2 separate regions of the Mus musculus genome follow, and region 1 is linked to region 2. A link is a loop called in an ENCODE intact Hi-C map of the cell type or tissue named here. Cell type or tissue: left cerebral cortex. All regions are shown on one strand. Links, peaks and the distances in the headings refer to the core of each region. The heading gives the core; the rest is flanking DNA. Region 1 holds the start of Ubqln2 (ubiquilin 2). Region 2 overlaps Klf8 (Kruppel-like factor 8).

Region 1 (8,340 bases), core at 295-8,294, 110 kb before region 2:
GAGTGGCCAAAGGGGCAGATGAGGTCTTGGTGAAGCTCTCCTGCCGGGCCAGATGCTAGCCTAAGCTCCCACCTCATTGCCACATGCTGCTGAATCGTGTTTGTTTGCCACCCAGCAAATTTAAGGAGACTGTGACTCTCAGTAACTGAGCAGAGGAATAGCAAATCCGGTTATACCTTCTTGATTACAGTGGTGGAGAAGTGCACACATTGTTCAGTAGATGAAAAGAACCCAAAATAAAAAAGAGACTACAAAAATAAACCTGCAATAAAATAATATAAAGTGTATTACATATGAGAGGAATAACAGCTAAAAGTCATTTAAAGTGAGGCCAATGCAGGTTTTTTTTTTTTTTAAATAAAGTATAAAGTTGGGGGAATAATAGATTCAATAGGCACAGATCTTTTCTGGAATTACACAGCATACTTTAAAAAAATATACATTTGGCAAAGCTCAAGGATTCTCTGTTCCTTGGATGTTTTGAATAAACATATCTGTTTAATTGCTTGAACCAGGCCTCAGCCGGCATCCAGCTTCTCATGTGGTGACAGATTTACTGCTAGTTTCCTATGCCCCCAGTTTTAGTATTTACTTCTAAAATCATTCACATCATTAAGTTAAATTTATTACTTTAGGCTATCTCTGGGTTAATCTCAAATCCTCACTACCACAGAGCATGGAGATAATAAATCACCATTTCCTAAGATGTTGTTCTGAGAAACAGGGATGGACCAAATGGTATTAGGTATATTTAAAAAAAAAAACAAAACTATTTAAAAATAATCATGGCAAATATTTACTATACACCGAGTCTTACCAGGAATCAAGTATTCAGACTTTTGCACTTGCTGGCCATCTCCCAGAGAACTGTTTCTTCACAAAACAGAATTGCTGCAAACACATTCTGGCGACAGGAAAAAAAAAAAAAGCTTCTCCCATCCTTATTAGCACTGCTACATACTGTGCAGCACACACAATTAGTGCCCGTGCTATACGTTTGACAGAGGGCATTCAACTTACCATTCAGCTTAGCAGGAAAGAGCCACCCAGAATTTTATGAAATAGGTGCTTGTGATTGTTAATGTAAAATAATGTCTGAAAATAAATTTTGTGTATTAAGATGACCACATGAGCACACTAGAGGCTCCTATTAGTAGCACAATAGTGCTTCCTAATAGCTGAGTCCAATTAGCAGGAACTAGACTAACTAAAAAGCTAGTCAGTGAGATCCTGCTTTTAACAATCCTCCCAGTACCCCACCTCATAAAACAACATATTGTTTCTAAAAGACACCGGGATACTATCGTTTCCCATATTTTATCTATTTAAAATAAGCCCAGTCACATTCCCAATATACTGGTGGGGGGGCAGGGGAAATACTAATTAATAATTGGTTAACCTTTGGGGGCAATAATTAGAACATCTAAATGTGCATGTCAAAAATAATTTCCCATAGTACAATCCTGTAAATAAACACTTGTGAGGGGAGCTAACCCTTCTAGATGTGATTCTAGGGCCAAAAGGCAAAATAAAAGAGCTTTCTCCATTTTTTATTATTTTTTTATTTTTTTAGTCATTTTAATGCATTTTTCCCTGTGCACAAGAGAAATAACTGATAGAGCCAAAAGATACACTTTCCTTTATACATAGCAGTTAAAAGTAATGCAAACATCACATGACACTTCCAGTAAAAGTTACATTTCCAATTACAAATCAAAATGCATATGAAGGTCTCTTCATGGGAGAAGCTGAGGAACTCTTAGATAAAAAGCACTTTCCTGGAGTCACTACACTGATCCTTCAGGCTGCACAAAGATTAAGGTCATATACAATCAATCTGCAACTGTTGACACAATGTTACACTGTAAGGTTTCTGTACAATTTAATGTATACTTAGAGAAACCAGGATAAACATTTCTACTATATTTTAACTGAACTTGCCTAGCCAACATTTTCACTGAGAAATTTATCAAATATGCTGTAAGATTCTACAAAATTGTGAGACATACCTAGCTTCAGGAATATTTCTTATATTCTTTCTTATTTTGGTTACACATATTCTGCTCAGAGATTCTACAGTAATACTTCTAGATGTACAATTCCAATTGTGCTTACTGTACTGTGTACAAATAGCAAAAACGATCAATGAATGGTATAAATCTTACAGCATTTGCTAGCAAAAATACATGCCAAAGTCACAATAAGCAATATTTTACCACAAATTAGAGAGCTTCAAATAATTTGCTTCTGTTTTTTTAATATCTTCATTCTACATTAAATTACTATCATAGGCTAATGTTTAAAATGCAAATAAACTGGACATCTGTAGGACAAAACTTGTTCACCCAACTGTGAAGGCTGATACCTGTTTCCAAAAATCACAATAAATGCAGAATAAAGAGAAGTGTTTGCATGCAACACCTTTGAGTGAAACAGTATTGATTCCCACCATTCAAATCAGAGAAGGAAGGAAATCAAAAGAAGAAAAGAAAGGAATGAAGGAAACAAAGAGGGGAGAGGGCAGGCTGGAAGGGAAGGGAGAGGGTGGGGGGAGGAGGAGCAGGGAGGGAGGGAGGGAGGGAGGGAGGGACTCCACCTTAAAATGCATCCTATTAGATTTATAGGTAGACAGATTTAAAAGAATCAAAATAAAAGTAAAGCACAATTTTGTGTGTTTAAAGATTTAAGAGCCATTATCAAAAATAAGATACATTTTTTTTCAAGGTACAGAAACGTAATTAGGATGGCTGAGAGCCCAGCAGCCTCTCAATGGCCGCGTTGATGTCGCCTCCTGTTGCTATTAGGGCCTGCAAGTTTGCTTCGCGGTTTAAGAACCCCATGGCGTTGAGCTGTTCCAGTTGCTGCTGAAATCTCACTTCAGGATTCGGCGGCTGTGGAGGGCTTCCTCCAGTGAGAGCCTGCACCATTTGTTGAATGAACTGCTGGTTGGGTCCAGATTCCGAGGTTGGACTTATGGTTTCAGTAGGTGCAGAGCTGGACACAGTGGTTGCAGGCGGGATGCCAGTGCCGGTGGAGCCGGGGGAGCTTGCAGGGCCAGTGGGTCCTATAGGCCCGATGGGGCCTATGGGGGTGAAAGGAACTATAGGGCCGATGGGCCCTATGGGAGTGACTGGGCCCACAGGGGTTATGGCGGTTCCCAGCACTCCCATCCCCACACCTGGAGCGAAGCTGGGAATGAGGCCAGGTGCTTCAGTGGCTAGAGTCTGTAGCCCCTGCTGGATCTGCATTAGCGCTTGCATCGCTCTCGGGTTTGACATGGCCGCGATGGTTTCTGGATTCTGCATCTGCTGCAGGAAATTCGGGAGCTGTGGACGCATCTGCTCCTGCAGCTGAGGATTCGAAGTGAACAGCGGGCTACTCAGCATCATCTGGGCCGCCATATCTGGATTCTGGCTCAGCGACTGCATCATGCTCCGCATGTAGGGCGCAGACAGCATATTCTGAATCAGCTGGGGATTCTCAGTTATCTGCTGCAGCAGGCTCTGCATTCCTGGGGTGCTGAAGATGCTAGCCACGTAATTAGCTGCAGCCATGGTGTTCCCGGCGGTGGTGCTGCTGGAGCTGCTGCCAGAGCCACTGCCACTGCTTGTGGTCGTGGTGGTGGTGGTGGTCGCAGCCGTCTGGGTTGTTGGCGGTGGTGCCCAAGGATTGGGCAGCGGATCACGATTCTCCGTGCGGGAGGGCTGAGTACCTTCCCCTGAGGTGGAACTGCTCCCCACCGTGGCAAACGGGTTGCCCCCAAACTGCTCCTGTGCGGCATTCAGCATAGGTTCTTGAATGTCAGTGTACATGCGCCGCAGAGCATTGTAGCCACCTGGGATGCTTTCGAGATTACTGAGAGCCAGGTCTTGATTTCGCATCATCTCTTGCATCATGGCAGGATTCCTGGCGATTTCCAGCGTCTGCCTCATTATATCTGGGTTGTTCAGTAGGTGGCTGATTTCTGGGTTTCTCTGGATCAATTGTTGCATCTGTGGATTGGCCATGATGAGCTGCCTCATCAGATCAGGATTCGAAAGCATGCTCTGAACAAAGGGATTTTCCATGATCTGGATCATCATCTCAGGGCTGGCCAGGAGCTGCTGCTGCATCTGGTTCTGAAGCTCGGTGAAGTTGGGCGAGTTCAAGCCCAGGTTACTAAGGCTGGAAAGGCTTCCCAGCCCAAAGGAGCTGCTATTCGTGGTGGTAGGTGTGGAGCTACTCCTGGGAGCCGATGATGTCGTCGCCGCCGGCGCCGCCGCCGTGGTGGTGGTCGTGGTCGTCGTGCTCGTTCCCGCAGTCGTGCTGGGCTGCGTGGTGGCCTGGCCCTGCGGACGGTTCTGGCTTTTGATAACCAGGTGAACAGTCAGTCCATCATGGATGCCATGCTGCATCAAGGTATCTTGATCTTTCAGGATCTTTCCGGCGAAAATCAGCACGAGCTGATCGGTCTGCGATTTGAAGCGTTTGGAAATCGCTTCCTTGAACTGCTGCACGGTGCTGTTCTCGGGCACCGCGAACTCCTCCTTCTCTTTGGGGGTCTTCACAGTGACTTTGATGATTTTGGGCTCGGCCGGCGGGCTGGCCGCGCCTGGGGCCGCCGCAGGGCCGCGGGAGGGGCGCGGGGGGCCGCTGCTCTCGCCGTTCTCAGCCATGGCGGCCGCGGTGACGCAGGCTCACAGGGAAGGCGCTGGCGAGCGAAGAGGGCGCGAGGGAAGGAGGTGCCGCAGCAGCGGACTGGGGCGGCCCGGCGGGCAGCGCGGATCACAGTACCTCAGAGTTGAAGGCTGCGGCTCCTCCCGGTCGTCGGCTGCGCACTCGGCTCGGCGTAGGCCTCGGCTGAGGGCTGAGAGAGCAGGTCCTGCAGGCCGTCTCCGCTGCCGCCGCCTTGTGATCTGCCCGCGCGCACTCCCAGCGACTCCTGCAGCTGCGGCGCCCGCGCTCCCGCCCCGCCCCGCCCCGCCCCGCCCCCGGCCGCGCCCCGCCCCCTGCTGACGCGGCGCCAGCCCAGCGAGCGTCTCGCGGCCGAGCGCAAAACTCCTGCCCTGCAGAGGAGGGGGGGCGGAGGGAGGGAGAGGGAGAGGGAGGGAGAAATAAACAAAGAGAGGGGGGAAGAGAAGGAAAAGGAAGGAGGCTGGAGAGAAAAGCCAGGGGACCAAGGCGAGGCGGGCGAGGCGAGGGGGGAAGGGAGGAGGCCAGGAGGAGGAAGAGGGAGGCAGCTTCTTTAGCAGCCACTGAAAGACCAATGGAGAATGTGGGTTCGCAATCTGGGAGGCAGTGAAAGGATGAAAGCCTGAATTGAACCGATCCCAGGCAAAGGACGAAAAATGAATAGTAAAGAACTCTGACAAAGCAAAAAGGGAGAATGAGCGCCCGGTTGGGGGAAGGGAAGGCATGGCGGGAGCGAGCATTTTACAAAAGAAGCCGAGAAACGGCCAACAGGCTTCTGAAAAGATGAGGCTCGCTCCTAATCAAAGGGATTCAAATAAACACAATGAGATTTTTCCTTCGGGTTTATCATATTGGCAGCGATAAAAAAAAAAAAAAGAACGTTAAACCTTGTTGACCAGGAGCCGAGAAAATGCACTCTCATGCTAGTCGTAGTATGAATTGTTGTAATGGGGCAGTTTGAAAATACAAATGGACATTTTAAGGATTTGCACCTTTGTTTAGAAAGACCTAATAATCAATTCGAAAAGTATATATAAACAACGTGGCATTTTAAAAAATAGCGTTTAGCTAGTTAAATGGGTCTGTGACAGGAATACTATGATTTTGCCATACAATAAAATAATCCCTGTGTCTAAAAGATGGTGGCTAATTCATGTAGTATTACATGTCTCTAAAAAATACATTAAATGCACTGTAGTTAGGAGAAAATAATAGACGATATTTGGGGTTATTTTTTATGGTTTTCTTAACAAATGGAAACAATACATGTGTGTAGGTGTCAGCATCAAAAAGCTTGTAGACTGTATGTGTGAAAAAAATCTGAAAGGCTATACTCCATTATGATAAAGGTAATTATTAGTAAGAGCTGAAATTGTAAATAATTCTTATTTTCTATTTTTATAAGATTGTGAATTTGATGAATAAATATGCATTGCGTTTATGATTTTTAAAAACTACAAATATTATTTTCAGACAAGAGTAAAGGTAAAAATTGACAGGCACACAATAGTCGTGGCAGAAATTAACATAATCATTATGGATTAAATAAAGAAAACAAAAAATGGAGTATTACTGTTATAGAAAACCTGAATTATAGAAGAAATTATTCTGAAATCATTTATTTCTCTTGCTTTGAACACAGAAAATCCTTTTCCCATACAAAAACCTAGAGATGATTTAACAGCATTTCAAAATCATTACGTCACAGTACCTTAATAAATCTCAGTGTAAAACAAAATACAGGGCCATTATACCCATGACTAGTACAAAAATCATTATATATGCAAGAGCTCATATAGATATAATGTACAATGAAAAGTATACTTGCTTTAAATACATATCAAAACATAATTAACTGACACACATCAAATGTAAATATCTATGGTATTTAAAACATATGTACATATGTATATAAAATATTCTATTAGCTAGAAGGGCTGGGCTGCTGCTCACTGATGGAGCACATGCGTACTGTGTGTGAAGAGACCCTGGGTTCAATTCCTAGTACTGAAAGAAAAATTAACAGAAAATAAATGTACAAGAGGCAGTCATTCTAAACATCTAGTCACAAGGAAGAGGAAATGGTACAGGATTCTACACAATGACTAAATGGAACTGGAGTTAAAGCTGTAAAAATGTGCTTTGTCTCTAAACTCGAAGGAAACATGACAGGCTACCAGCAATGGCTGATTTTAGATAGTGACAACTCACCTCTGTTAAAATATGTTTAACTTTTCTGAAAATAAATAGAAATTTAATACTATATCACAAGGAATTGTTAATGACTCTTAAAGGTAAATACTATTAACAAAAATGAGGAAGAAGAAAACACTTAAAATTTAAAGAAATCCGAACACTTTTGAGATAGTACAAATTGAAATTCTTAGTAGAATGAATTGGTAAGCATAATTATAATGAGAATATAATCTCAATACTTACCACAAGATTACCCTATATGTAGTTTAAGGAACTTGATACTGATAGAAATTTCTAGGCCCCATCCCAAGCCAATTGAAATAAGTGGTGAATAAGAATATTCATTTTTAGCAGGTCTGAGTTCATTAACATTAGATTTATGGGGTACTATGTGAATGAATTCAGAGTCAAATTTATACATTTTAAGATTTTAAATGCCCAATAATAGCAAAATTAGTGTAATACACATTCAAATAACAAGGACAACAAAGAAAACTGGAAGAGGTACCTGACATGCCAGCCATAAAATGAAAACAGCAAAGACCAACAAACAATATTTCTCTCCCTTCATCCTTTTCTCTTCCCCTTTTTTTCCTCTTTCTGCTACATTTTCCTTTTTGTGAGATACTAGAAAGACATTTTACCTTGTTTCAATATGAAAGCAATGGAATAAACCATGTACAAACTAAAAAAGAACTGAGCCAGAACATACACAAGGTCCCAGGTTCTATCCCCAGCACCACAAAAATCAGTAAGTACAGATTTGAAAGACAGTGTAGTTCCAGAGCTTGACAGAGTTGGTAAAGAATTCCTAAGCCAGCTCTTCATAAGCATTACCTGAATTACTTTTAGTAGCTGTGGCAGGAAACAAGAACTTCATATTCCTCTGGGAAGTAAAGGCCAACTTGCTAACCAGCATTGAAAGTATACTAAAATCTTCAGACAATTTTACTAAGCATTTCTACATTTATGGTTGTATCCATTAGTAAAATATATTGTCTTCCTGGAGTGGATCTACAGAATGCAAAGAAAATTCTGATCATTCTTTATTTTTGTGGATGCACATGGCAGAAAGTTAATTAATAATAATAAGAAGAAGAAATTCCGTTACAACTAGAAAAATAGTTATATATGGAGGGCAAGATTTGAGTCAATGAGACTGTAATAAAAACTCCACCAGAATCACCTATACTTGTGTGATATTAGAGCAGTACAATCATTTCTGTATAGTGTAAGTTCTTTACCAGGTTCAACGGGACTAAGAAATGTTCTTAAAAGCTGTGCTATATTTTTTGTATCCATTCCTCTGTTGAGGGGCATCTGGGTTCTTTCCAGCTTCTGGCACTTATAAATAAGGCTGCTATGGACATAGTGGAGCATGTGTCCTTCTTACCAGTTGGGGCATCTTCTGGATATATGCCCAGGGGAGGTATTGCTGGATCCTCCGGTAGTACTATGTCCAATTTTCTGAGG
Region 2 (8,340 bases), core at 180-8,179:
AGAAAGAGAAGAACAAATGCCCAAAATGGCATGAAGTAAACAAAATTCCTTTAGTGCAACCCCTCACCTCTCTATAACGTGCTCAGTGTGCAATTTCTCATCAGGTAATACGCTGAATGGTTGCCTTATGTAAACAAAAGAATCAACAGTACAGTGGAGCCCATCGAAAGTGATGTTTCAACAGGCTGCCCTCTGAACGAGGCTTGGGATTAACAGCAGTTCTAACACCTTATCCAAGTAATTGTTCACAGGGTGCTCCCAGGTCTGCTCTTGCCTGTCACTGCCCACGTATTTTCCTAGAATACTTCTCCCTACTGATCTATCTTTCTGTGCTTTGAATATTTGTCCAAACTTAACCTAAAAAGAATGGAATTGTGCCATAAAACCTTTTATTCTAAAGGAGCATGAGGAGGAAAAGGAGGTCAAGGAATCCCTTCATTGCTCTTGATGAACTTCAAAAGGAGGGCTGGCACTGCCTGTAAACCAAACTGTTAAGAACAAGTAAAACTGGATCTACAAAACCTTCACGGTTAGCATGAGACTCTGTATTTCAGACTCAATTCTATGTAAATTTGATCAACCAACTCTACTGTTATGCCCCTTGTAGCTACAACTTTGAAAAAAAACCCTCATTTTAGGACATTGCTAAGTGATATTAAGTACTGGTTACAGTATATATATATATATATATATACATACACATATATGTGTATATATATATACACACATGTGAATAAAATCTTTAGAAAACAAGAGAAACCAGGGGGGAGGGGAGAGCAGCGGATGTTTGTTCACAGCCTTGAGTTTGATTCCTGTTTTGTTTGTTATTGTAGGAAAAATGTCTATAATGTAGCATGAGGGATCAGGGAGGGCAGCCATGGGCGCCGCACTGAATTCAACCCAGGAAGAGGTTGCAAAAACTGAAGTCTGGACAGTGAAGAGGTGAAAGTGGAATATGAAGAGCCGCATGGGAGACCAGCTAACTTGTTTTCCAGTCTCATTAACCTGGCTCAGTAGGCTGTTCGGACCCCAATCATGGGGGCAAGTTGTAGTCAAAGAGGCAAACGTAGTTACAACTTCAGCACACACTCAGGAGGCCATTGCAGCGTGCCTGCTGTGGCCTGTGATATTCACATGGTGTCATGACGCCGGCGGTGGAGGGACAAGTGGTCAGATCGAGAAAAACTGCGGTTGCAGTCTGTGCACCGGAATGGCTTGATGCCCGTGTGCTTACGGAAATGGCGAGTAAGCTCATCCGAGCGAGCAAATTTCCAGGAACAGCCATCCCAGGTGCACTTGTAAGGCTTCTCTCCTGCAGGAAAAACATGATGATATTGAAGGTAATCAGAAAAACAGCAGAAATACATTATTAAATGTATTAAAGTAAGACAGTCGCCTTGAAGAAGTACGTGTTATTCACCTTTTAAATTAATTAGTTTGACAAATGAACATCATATTGCACGTCTTCTAGTTTCATGATTTGTACACACTATGGGACTGGTTAAATACAGTTAACTAGCATATGTATTATTTCACATATTGTTTTTGTTTGTTTGTTTTGTTTTTGTGGTAAAAAACTTTTAAAACGCCTCTACATACTGCTGCTTGAAGTTCTGAAGTTAGGCTGAAGACAGTGTAGAACACAGTGAAGAACACAGGCTCTCAAAGAGTTATTGAATTCTGCTCGAATTCTACCTTTACCACGCTAACCGTATATTAAGTAATCGCTTTCCCCTGGCCAAGTCAATTTCTCAACACTACTAAATCAAGGTAAAAATATCTCAAAAGGTTGTTCAAAGCATTTTAAAAGGGAGACAGTAGTGGCCAGAGGCGGGAGGAACAGTGCAAGTTTAAGGTCAGGCTAGTCTACATAGTGAGTTCCAGGCTATGCAACTATAGTAAGGCATTGTCTCAAAAAGGAGTAGGAAAAAACCTCAAACAAAAGGAAACCTAGATTGTTAGTAAACAGTACAATCTGAACAATATTCATTACATTTCCCATTTCTGGAACCAAATGCCTGGAAAGACACATTAGGGAAAAAAGGACTTATTTTGGCTCACAGTTTGAGGAATGAATATAGTCCATTATGGCAAAGTAGACAAGGTGATGAGAGGCTCCATTAAGTCAGGAGCTTGACTCACATCTCTATAGATCAAGAAGCAGAAAGAGGATAGAAAGTATGCATGGGCTATAAGCCTAGTCCCAGAGATTCACCTCCTACAGTCAACCTCCAACTGCAAGAATTTCCGTAACCTCCCTGAAACAGCACAACTAGCTGGAGAGCAAGATTTCAAACACATGAGCCCATACGCGGAATTCTACATGCAAACTGTAACAGAGATCCAGGTTGCTGACACTTTCCACCCTATTATAACTCTGTTCTCTCATCTGATACTTCCTAATGAACAATCTGAAACAAAGTCATCTACAATAAGAACAGGTGACTCAGTGGAAAGAGCACTCAGCAAAAGCTTGCTTCTGTGTAAGGTCAGAAATGTATACATAAAAAGGAACGGGAGAGTTGTTAAGCCCAAGTATTTTAGATAGCTCCATGCTTGGAGACTTCAGGTTATAGCTGGATTGTATCATGAGACCTGCATGCTAAGGAAAGGAAAAGAGGGGATTAGTATAAGAAGAACTACCACAGCACAGTGTGTGTGTGTGTGTGTGTGTGTGTGTGTGTGTGTTATATATACATACAAATACACACACACACAACACGTACTAAAGAAACTTACGTAGGAGGGTCAAGAATTTGAGGCTAAACTAGGTTTCTAAGTGAGCTTCTGTTGCAAAAGTTAATTAATTGGGGTTAGAGAGATGGCACAGTTGTTCAGAGCACTGGCTACTCTTACAGAAGACCTAGGCTCAATTCCCAGCACCCAGATGTGGCTCACTACTATCTGTAACTCCAGTTGCAGGGGATCTGATGCCTTCTTCTGGGCTCTGTTGATGCCATGTGACATGGTGTATAGACATACACATGGGCAAAACACCCATATACATAAAATGAAAATAAATAAATCTAATTTTTTCTTCGGCTTTTTTCTAGACAAGGTTCCACTGTGCAGCCCTGGCTATTTTGAGATTCACTCTGTAGTCCTGTCCCGTTTAAAAGAAATGCAGGGAGAAAGATGGAGCAGAGCCTCAAGAAATGGCCGACCAATAATCAGCCCAACATGGGATCCATTCCATGGGCAAGCACCAATCCCTGACACTATTAATGATACTCTGTTATGCTTGCAGACAGAAGCCTAGCACAACTATCCTCTGAGAGGCTCCACCCAGAAGCTGACTGAAACAGATGCAGAGAGCCTCAGCCAAACACTGGAGCTGGGGGACTCTTATGGAAGAGTTGGGGGAAGAATTGAAGGAAATGAAGGGAACAGGAATGCCACAGGAGACCAACAGAATCAACTAACCTGGAACCTTGGGGGCTCCCAGAGACTGAATCACCAACCAAAGAGCATACATGGGCTGGACTGAGGCCCCTAGCACGTTATGTAGCAGATGTACAGTTCAGTCTTCATGTGGGTCCCCCAACAACTGGTGCAGAGGCTATCCCTAAAGCTGTTGCCTATCTCTGGAATCCTTTGCCAACTGGGCTGCCTTATCTGGCCTCAGTGGGAGAGGGATGCACCTAGCCCTGCAGAGACTTGATGTGTCAGGGTGGGGAGGGATACCTAGGGGGCCCCACCCTCTCAGAGGAGAAGGGGAGGGGTGGGGGAAGGACTCTATGAGGGGGAACTAGGGGGCAGCAATAGGGATGTAAAATGAATGAATGAATGAATAAATAAATAAATAAATAAATGGAGAAAAATGTCTATCAGTCTTTGTTCTTCTACCCCTCCTTTCCCCATTATAAAACTTCCAAGGCATTTACAGCTTTGCAGTTTTAATGTCTCGTGCCAATCAGATTTTCTTAGTTTCTTTTAACTTACTGCTAACACCTACTAACCCTCTCAAGTGTTCACTAATTAACTGTATACCTGTTAGATAATTGGACAACAGAATGGGGTCCAGGCTGACTTCACAGGTTTGGAGTAGTACCAGGAAACTATTTGGTTGATTAAAAATGTTAGTTACTGATCATTTCAATATTCAGAAATTTTTACATTAGCCTGTAAGAAGACTGACACACACCTGGATATTTTAAGACTAAAGATAACCTAAGTGTAGTGGTACACACCTTTAATCCCAGACCCATAAGGAAGAAACAGAGTGATCTCTGAGTTCAAAGCCAGCTTGGTCTACATAATGAGTTCTAGACTAGGTAGGACTACCTTGTCTATCTCTCTCACCAAACAAAAGGGAAAAGTCTAGACAGTTACACATGAGTATTGACACTTAAAAAGGAGAATATAGGGAATATAATTTTGTTTTACTTTTATTCGATATGGTAGTAGCCCATCTCCACACTTCACAACAGTTTCACTATGTGTAGAATTTATTATAATTGTTCAAGGATTTCTCCTAGGAATTCCTATTTTCACTACACCCAAATGAATAATTGGCTTGTTAAACTGCTGCCATCATGTGGCACTCTGAGCTCACTGCACCCTGAAGAAGTCTATTTCTTTTTCTTTTTTTCTTTTTTCTTTCCCCCCAGGTTTAAGAGTTCTCTGGTGGAATTTTTTTTATTAGATATTTTCTTTATATACATTTCAAATGCTATCCCGAAATTTCCCTATACCCTCCCTCCACCCTGCTCCCCTACCCACCCACTCCCACTTTTTGGCCCTGGCATTCCCCTGTACTGGGGCATATAAAGTTTGTAAGACCAAGGGGCCTCTCTTTCCAGTGATGGCCGACTAGGCCATCTTCTGCTACATAAGCAGCTAGAGACACGAGCTCTGGGGGTACTGGTTAGTTCATATTGTTGTCCCGCCTATAGGGTTGCAGACCCCTTCAGCTCCTTGGGTGCTTTCTCTAGCTCCTCCATTGGGGGACCCTGTGTTCCATCTTACTGTGGTTAAAGAAGCTTGTGTTCAAACTGAGGTCAGTGTTATCTAGATATACACCAAAACCCGATGAGGACACATCAGAAAAAAAAAAAAAAGCAAACAAACAAGCTACAGGCCAACAGCTTTGATGAACATAGACACAAAAATCCCCAACAAAGTATTTCAAACTGAATTAAACAGCATATAAAAATAATAAGCCATGGTTAACTTGTTTTCATTCTTGGTGTGTCAGGATGGGTCAATGTACACAAATGAATAATGTAACACAGTACATAAATAGGATCAAAGATAAATATCCCAGGATAATCTTGATAAATGTGGAACAGGACTCAGATATAAGCCTGGAAGAAATTAGGAACAGGAGGATCACATCTCAACCTGACAAAGGACACAGTAAGCGTATAATCAGCATAATTCTGAATGAGGAGAGACTAAAAGAGCTTCTTGTAAAAAATAAATAACTAAAACAAAATGTATACAAGCCACACTCTTTTTAAATACAATACTGAAATTTTATGCATGGCAATAAGGTAAGAAAAATAAGAAAGAAGAAACAAAGAAAGATAGGCTGAGAAGGTTCAGTTGGTAAAGGTGCTTGCTACCAAGCCTGGCACTTGAAAATCCATATGGTGGAAAGAGAGAACCAACTCCTGCAGTTTGTCCTCTGACCTCCATACAAATACCTGTGGCACAAGCACCTACCCAACACACAATATAAATTGATAAGTGTCATTTTTAAAGTAATGAACTCCAATCACAAATGCCGAAGATTATCCTGAAATAAATCTAGCCAAGGAGACAGAAGACCAAACGATGGAAGACTAAAAATGCAAATTATAAAACACTGAAAAACAAAAACAAACAAACAAACAAAACCCGTAGCTATTCCAACATGGACAGACCTCCCAGTTTCTTGGACAGGTCAAATAAGTATTATAAAATGATCACATTTCTGAAAGCAATCTCTACTTATTAATGTAACACCTATCACATTCTTAAAAAAAATAGAAAGAAAATCTTGAAATTTATATTAAAGCATAAGACCGAAATAGTCAAAACAATCCTAAGGGGCTGGAGAGATGGCTCAGCAGTTAAGAGCACTGGCTGCTCTTCCAGAGGTCCTGAGTTCAATTCCCCGCAACCACATGGTGGCTCACAACCATCTGTAATGGGATCTGATGCCCTCTTCTGGTGTGTGTCTGAAGACAGCTACAGTGTACTCATATAAATAAAATAAATAAGTCTTTTAAAAAATCAATCCTGAGGAAATGTATAATGTTGAAGGTTGTTGTGAATTGCCCTGGTGCTATTGATATATTGATGCTAATTCTGCTTCCTCAAGAGGAGCTGCCCAGATGAGGAGTGGATCATGGACTCAGGTGATTTCATGGGAACCTTGTGCTCATTTTGACTGGTCAAATAAAGTCTAGAGCCTGTGATTGCGCAGTGGAAGAGAAAGGTAGATCTGGGGGTTTTAGAGAGTAATGGAAGAAAGGAAGAAGGAGAGAAATGAGGAGATGGAGGAAAGAGAGAGGAATAAGAGGTAGAAGGAAGATGGAGCAGAACCACGTGGCCTGGAGAAGCCACAGGTAGCAAGGAATCTCATAGCTGGGGAATAGAGTACTATAGTAGTAAATCTGCCCAATCTAGGCCTACAGTTTATAAATATTGTAACTGAGTTGTGCATTCTTTATTCAGGCTTATTGGGGTTGGAGATTTACTACAATAGAAGGCACTATAATATTTCATTTCAAAACATACTACAGAGCATTAGTAACAAAATAAAACAAACATAGTACTGGTATAAAATCAGACACACATACCAACAGAATAGAATAAAGAATCTAGAAATTAACCACACATCTATAGCCAGCTAATCTTTGACTAAAGCAAAACAAACAAACAACCCATACCGTTATGTTTTGGTACAAAAGTTATGTCCCTAGCTGGTAATGCTAGGAATGACTGCATTATGAGGGTCATGATCAACAGTTAATACATTCATGCTCTTAAAACTCTGTATCTCTTTCTTGTACACCACCATGAGGTGAGCCACTTTCTTCTACCATGATGCTCTGCTTCACCAAAAGCAACGGAGGCAGGCAGGTGGCCATAGACTAAAACCTCTGAAATCAGGAACCATAATAAATCTTTTCCCCTTAAAGTTGTCTTACTTCAATATTTAGTTCCAATGACGAGAATGGCTAATATAAATATACTTGAGAAAGCTCATCCTGAAATTGTGCTGGGGAAACTGGTTATATCCACATGCAAAACATTAAAAATATATCCTTAGCATTCACTAAACAACACACAACTCAAAGTGGGACTGAAATTAGTGTCAGACCCATCATACTGAAACTATTTGAGCAAAGTATGTGAAATACTTCAAGATGTAGGCATGAGCAAGAATCTCCTCACAATGACTCTAATAGATCAGGAAATAAAATCAAGACTTGACCCATGGTATGATAACAAATTAAAATGCATCTGTAGAATAAAGGACACAGTCAACAAAAGATATTAACAGCCTACAGAATGAAAGAAAAACCTTTGCTAGTCATTCATAGGGAGTGGATGGGTAGGGGAGCAGGGCTGGGGGGAGGGGGGAGGGAACTTTCGGGATAGCATTTGAAATGTAAATAAAGAAAATATCTAATTAAAAAAAAAGGAAGGTAGGTGAGATAGATGATCAACAGCCAAAATAGACAAAGAAATCAGAAAAGTTAACAGGAAATGGGTAATTCACTCTCTAAATGGGAAGATAATGTGAACATACACTATTGAAAAGAAGAAATACAAATACTCCGGTAAATACATGAAAAAATGGTTAGCTTTTACCCATCACAGAAGAAACCTATATTGAGATTCAACCCCAGCCTGGTCAGAAGGGCGATAATCAACAAATAAACAAATGAATAAACAAACAAATAAATAAATAAACAACCAATTGATCAATCACAAAGTACTGAAAAGAATATGGAGAAAAATGATTTCTTAAGATACTGTGGGTGGAAAAGTGAACTAGTCCATAACAAACAGCATGGGAATTACTTAAACAACAACAAAAAATTGGAGGTGGAGACAAAAGCATCAAAAATTCAAGGTCAGCCTCAGCTACATAGCAAGTTTGAGGGCAGACAAAGCAAAAATCTATGGGACTAGTGATGTAGCTCAGTTGGTAGAGTACTTGCATAGGATGGCATGCATGATGCCTTGGGTTTAATACCTAGCAATGAAAAACTAGGCACAGTAGCATACTTGCTTGGAACGTACCCGGCCTTTTGTTTTGCTAGTTTTTTTGTTTGTTTATTTTTATGAAAGTGGTTTTCGGGTAAGAACAACGCAAAAGGGCAAACCCCATAAGTGATCTCC

What was found. Hi-C counts contacts between places; a loop is a spot of excess contacts. Peaks named below come from ENCODE experiments on the same cell type or tissue, not always from the same donor. Only the 100,000 strongest peaks of a DNase experiment are listed, where the experiment ranks them.
Region 1: a loop joins it to region 2, with 4 times the contacts of the local background. A loop is called at or near these places in 26 of 42 quality-filtered maps.

The regions. Positions count from the first base shown.
Region 1 is chrX:153,494,769-153,503,108 of GRCm38, reverse strand. Ubqln2 (ubiquilin 2) reads right to left here and starts at 4,877. Exons shown (of 1, transcript NM_018798.2): 1 at 1,547-4,877. The coding sequence starts at 4,655. The coding sequence ends at 2,739. In left cerebral cortex, for the core only: no CTCF peak of the experiment used is centred there; DNase peaks (open chromatin) are centred at 3,981, 4,201, 4,832, 5,210 and 3 more places; H3K4me3 peaks cover 4,206 bases; H3K27ac peaks cover 2,916 bases.
Region 2 is chrX:153,385,659-153,393,998 of GRCm38, reverse strand. It overlaps Klf8 (Kruppel-like factor 8), which reads right to left. Exons shown (of 8, transcript NM_001357183.1): 8 at 1-1,312. The coding sequence ends at 1,131. Among named protein-coding and RNA genes, the nearest start is that of Klf8, 30 kb to the right of the region's middle. In left cerebral cortex, for the core only: a CTCF peak has its summit at 4,537 (motif pointing left); a DNase peak (open chromatin) is centred at 4,514.